2 separate regions of the Mus musculus genome follow, and region 2 is linked to region 1. A link is a loop called in an ENCODE intact Hi-C map of the cell type or tissue named here. Cell type or tissue: heart. All regions are shown on one strand. Links, peaks and the distances in the headings refer to the core of each region. The heading gives the core; the rest is flanking DNA.

Evidence for each region. Peaks named below come from ENCODE experiments on the same cell type or tissue, not always from the same donor. Only the 100,000 strongest peaks of a DNase experiment are listed, where the experiment ranks them.
Region 2: a loop joins it to region 1, with 2.2 times the contacts of the local background. A loop is called at or near these places in 2 of 42 quality-filtered maps.

The regions. Positions count from the first base shown.
Region 1 is chr1:79,924,232-79,927,037 of GRCm38, reverse strand. No RefSeq gene overlaps it. Among named protein-coding and RNA genes, the nearest start is that of Serpine2, 67 kb to the right of the region's middle. In heart, for the core only: no CTCF peak of the experiment used is centred there; a DNase peak (open chromatin) is centred at 1,007.
Region 2 is chr1:79,818,173-79,820,978 of GRCm38, reverse strand. All of the region lies in intron 2 of Serpine2 (serine (or cysteine) peptidase inhibitor, clade E, member 2), which reads left to right. Among named protein-coding and RNA genes, the nearest start is that of Gm39666, 31 kb to the right of the region's middle. In heart, for the core only: a CTCF peak has its summit at 1,360 (motif pointing left); no DNase peak of the experiment used is centred there.

The DNA of each region.
Region 1 (2,806 bases), core at 7-2,506:
TTTTCCCCAATGTCTACATAGCTTTTATATTGTATATTGCAGTAAGAGCTAGTTCTTATTATTTTATATCCCATTTCTCCTACTCCGGGCAAGGTTGTTATGACTGATGAAGAGAAAAACTCAAATGGACAGGGAGTAAAATTTGAGAATAAACTTGATTGAGGTCATTCATGTCACAATCACCTTGAATTGGCCCCACACTGATAGTCAGTGTAGGGAGTCCTATGCAAACAGACCTGGGCTGTGTGCTCCTTAGCTCTGCTTTTAAGAAGTACAGCCTCCCTCCTCCAGCTGAGACTAGTACAGCATTGGAGAATATAAAGAGTCCAGTTTGTATGGGGCTAGGTTTTGCAATGGCTGGGATTTCATCCCATAGAATTGACAATATAACTATGAGAGTACCTGGGCACAGAGACCAGAGTACAGATCTAGGCAGTTTGGGCAGCGATCCCTGCACTGTCCAGGGGAGCTCCAAGAGAATCATGAGCACTGAAGAAAGAGGCAGTTTGGCATGGAGAACATGCAAAACCAGTATGGACAAGGGGAAGATCTGCTTCATATGCAGAAGAGACAAGCATGGAGAATTCAGAAGGAACTTCAAGGGAGGACCCTAATTAATCATGACAACTGAGCCATAAACTTGTCCTGTGGTCAATGGAATGTATTTCCCTTCTCTCATGCGTCTCTTTCTTGAAATTTCTTTTGTGTGTGTGTGCAATTTCCCCCAACACCAGGCATTGTGGTAAACATGAAAAAGTGGCTGGTGCCATTATCCATTACATGAAATGTGGCATGTCCCTAAACCTCACTCTGAGAAGAAAAGGAACAGCTGCCTTTCTGGGTTCCTGTACCCCTCAACCACCAGAATTCTCTTGATTTTGTTTCATGCCCAGAAAATGAAAGATGAGCTTTTACCATGCTGGCTACTTGAGAAGAAATAAGCTTTTTCCCTTTATTAGTTCAACCCAGATGTCTTCCTTCACCTCTGCACATCGCTGAAGGCAACAGCCTCATCTTTTCTGAGACTTCCACTTGTCTTGGCAACTCTCTTAGCAGAACTAGTAAGTTAATTTCCCAACTGCTAAAATTTGAATCCTGGATGTTCTCCAAATGGCCATGTGTATTAAGGACTTGTTCCACAGGATGTTAGTATTGGGAGGCATTGGAGTCTTTAAGAGGAGGGACCTGGTAGAAGGTCTTTTGGATTATTGTGGGATCCAGGACCCTCCTCTTTTTCCTTTTGCTTCTTGGACATGAGATGAGTAGTTTTCTTTAATGTACACTCCTTCCGTATGAGCTTCTTTGCCATGGGTATAAAGCAAGAAGATCAACTGAGGGGCAAAAAAGATGTCTCAGTGAGTATATAGGCTTGCCTTGAAAGCCTGATGGCCTGAGTTCAAGTCCCAGCCAGTTCCCATGACAGGAGAGAAAGTTTTCCTCTGACCCCCATACATACACATAGCATGGGTGTAACTGGTACGACCACACTGATATAAACATACACTACTAATAATAGCAATAGCAATAGTAATAATAATAATAATTTAAAGGGACTGGAGAGATGGTTAGCAGTCAAGAGCACTTCATGCCGCCATTCAGTTCCCCACACCCACACTGAGGTGCACAACCATCTGTAACTCCAGGCTCAGAAAATATGTCACCTTCTTCTGGTGTCCTCAAGCCAGGAATGCACTCTTTACATACACACACGTGCACACACACACACAGTTGTGTGTATATATATTTTTTAAACAAAAAGATCAACTGATTATAGACTAAGAGTTCTATATATGTATATCAAGACAACCCTATTCTCTTTATAAAGTGGTTTTGTCATGCATGTTCCTGTAGTAACAAAAAGCCAACTGACACGCAGCCTTCCTCCCTCCCATATTCTGTAATGCAAACATAGACCTATCCATCTACCAAAGCATGTCTGCTCATACCTCCACCCTATGTAAGGTCAACAATTCTCAGCAGAACACGTACAACCTTCGGTTTGTGCCCTTAATTTTCACATCTAATGCTCTCACACCCTGTACACCAGACTCCTCAATCCAAGAGATCAACTTCACCCTCTCCCTCTTCCACAGTGCAACTTCTGGTGCTACTGTAATCTGAAAGGACGTCACCATGAGCTCCTGTGCCTGCAGACAGTTGTTTTTATTTATTAAAACAAAAACAAAAACACACAAACCTTTACGGGACTACCTTCTCTCAAAGAGGACTCAAAGGTAAAGAAAGTATAAGGGGCTTCCTTTATTCTTTTTTCCCATGACCCAATTTTTGTGTTAGTAAAACAGCAAGGTTCACAAAGCCATCCCATCAAATATAATTATCTTCTGACTTTTTCCATTGCTTATCTTAGCCAGCTCTATATTGTTCTAACAGGATGCCAAAGAAGAGTAGATCATTTCTGGGCAAAACATGTTTCTTACTGTTCTAAGGCCCGGAAGTCCAAGATCAAGGATTCCACTTCTGTCAGGGGACTTCAGGCTGTGTCATCCCATGACCGAGAGTGGAAGGGTCTAAGAACTTGAAAGCAAGCCAGAAGTGGAACTCACAGCCTCAAGCCCTATTATAATTAGCATTGATCCATACATGAGGGTAGACAGGTCATGGCCTCAGCATCTCTCAGAGGTTCTGCTTCTCGGTACCACATTGGGATTAAGCTTCCAACAAATGTTCTTTGACAGTCACATTTAAATTATGCCATTACTCAACACATATTACACAATTGTTTACTGTGTCTGATAGATATTGCATATTCAAAGGGGAACAAAACAGGAGCATCCAGCTTACCATG
Region 2 (2,806 bases), core at 32-2,531, 110 kb after region 1:
CTAGAGACTGGCTATATGGAACCCTTATGATGGTGGAGCCCTCTGGATTGATAGGGATGGGGTGAAGTGACTCTACAGGAGTGATATATGTGCCCAGAACTGTGCATGCACCAAGTGTGAATGAAAACTGAGTCATATCAGAATGAACTCTGTAGAACTGTACCCGTGACAACTTCCCAATACAGTCACCACGCCACTCGGTAAAACTAGATGGAAGGCACAGGGAATGTCCCTTTAATTTATAAAAGTTCATTAATTTTTGTGGGGTTGGTATGAGGAAGTTCACGTGTATATGTATCTGGGTGAGGAAGTGTGTGGAGACTAGAAGTGCATGTTGGGTGTCTTCGTCTGTCATGCTTCTTATTGGTCTCACACTGAAGCTGAAATTTACCAAGTGAGCAGATTAGCGGGCCAGTGAGCCCTGGAGATCCACCTACCTATGCTTCCCCAATGCTAGGATCATAGAATAGACAGATACCACCACACAGGCAGGTTTTATATAGATGCTAGGGATCTGAACTCCTGTGGCAAGCATGGAAAGGCATTCCTGCCTTGACTGAGGCATCTGCCCAAACCACCTTGTCTGCTGATCTAAAGCCACTTAGAAGTCAGAAGTGAAAAGCTAAATGACCTAGAAAGAAAATAAGAAAGGAAGAAAGAAAAGAACGGAAGGCACTAAGGCCCAGGCACTGGACATTGGTAACTAACATATGCTTGTAATCATAGCACTTGGGAAGCCAGACAGGAGGATCAAGAGTTCAAGACCAGTCTGGCTCTCTAGCAACCCTGTGTCAGAACGTTGAAATGAACCTGAAAATGTAGCTCAGTGCCAGGGGCCTTGCCTTACATGTACAAAGCCCTGTGTTTGGTATTTAGTTCCACAAAAGGACAAACAAACAAAAACAACAACAACAAAAAAAAAAAACAATAACAGATGCAGGTAAGGCCCGGTGAGAGAGGCTCGGTGTTATTGAAAGGGAAAACTTGTTTTGAATTGTCTTTTCAGCCATAGGAACCTGTGTGTGCAGGCAGGATTTCCCTGTAGGGTTAGCTCACTAATGTTGTGTCCCTTTCCATAGCCCTGGCACCCGAGGGAACGGGACTGTTTCTGAGCTCATCTTTGCTGTCATGCACACTGAGCGTGAACCAGGCAAGCGCCAGTTACAGGAAAGTGAAGGCACCTTCTCACCACGTTCTCCCTCCCTTCTCTAGCGATGACATTCTAGGACTCTTGACTGCATTGGCTCTTGCTGCCAAGAGTGCTAGATCAGTGGTGGAGGATCGCCTTTCCTTGGCTCTATATGCTCCCACTTCCTTTGTGTTTCAGTGGGACCCACACCAGGCCTACTGGTGCCCTCTGTTGGCAGTGTAAACTTGGCCTGCTTCTACAGGCCGCCTACCTGTTAGAGGTAAGGAAGGGCTGAATTCTTCGGCAATGATGTCCTGTCCCTGTAAGTTCAGAGTTCTGGTGATTTATCCTGCCTTTGTGACTCACTGCTTAAATTTATGGCTGCTCTTGCTGCCATCCAGGGCCTGTCAGCCAGCACAGTTCCAAAATAGCAACTGGCGGGCGTTGCATCTCGATTTGTTTTGTTCAGGTTTAGTTTGGTTTCAATGCTGATACACCATGATTTTAGATCTACGCCTTCCTTGATGTTGGCCTGTTGGCTACCAGTTCACCTCCACCTTTCCTCCCTCCAGAATTGCCAACAGTCGTATGTAGAATGTGATGTCAGGGTTCATATATACTTAAACATGTCGGAGGCTATTTTTGGAGCTCAGACTCTGAGGATTTGCTGTAGCTGATGTTCACCGAGGCAGGAAGAAGTGAGACTATTTGGAGTGTGTATGAGGATATGGAAGATGATCTTTTCCCTTGAGAAGTGCATTAGTTAGTCTTACTTATTGCTGGAACAAAAGTATCTGGATGAAGGCAAGATTGAGCTCAGTTCCCAGTTTGGAGGGAAAAGGAGAGCAGGAACTGGAGGCTGCTGGTCATGTAGCCCCAGTCAGGAAGTAAAAAACAAGTGCCCAGTACCCAGGTGCCGGCTCAGGAGATGGTACAGGGATCTTGGTGCAGGGATCTCCCTGGTGTCCTGAGTTTTACCACCTCAGTTAACCCAGTCTGGAAACTCTTCTACAAGCATGCCTAGAAGTTTGAACTCTTCCATGGTCCTAGATCCGGCCAAGTTGGCAGTTGGTTATCACAAGGAGGAACTGTACTTGTAGAGAGAGTAGAGCCAAAAAGTGCCAGGGTTGGCACTTGGCTTTAAAGGTGTCTTTTGACACCCTACTCCCCCCTTCCCCCCAAAGCTTGCTGTTCTCTGTAAAATGGTTTCCCATAGCACGTTGTGAAGGTGAGTGAGGGTTCTGAAGCCCCACCCACCCACGATGTAAAGCCCTCCTCGTAGACCAGGGCATGTCGTGGCCCTGGCATTCGTGAAAGCTGAGGAAGATGCGCCTTTAGAATGACAAGGCAGCCCTGAAGCATCATCAAGGTGACTGTGACAGGAATTTTAAGGACACTATAATTTTGAAAAGCCCCCGGATGATTAGTGCGGTCCTGTAATCTGGCTCCCTGTGGAAACCCGTCTCATCCTTATGACATATTTTTTTTCTCTCTTTTCCATGCCCCCAAACTAAATGGAGCATGAATGAATGGCTCGTGTAAAATAAAGCTTATGCTGCCATAAAATTAATTTCTCTGCTTTCCAAGCTCAATATCAAGTAAAAACCACAGTGTTCTGCTTGGAAGCACATGACAATTTGTAATAGTCTTCCTAATGCTTATTTTATTCATTTTCTT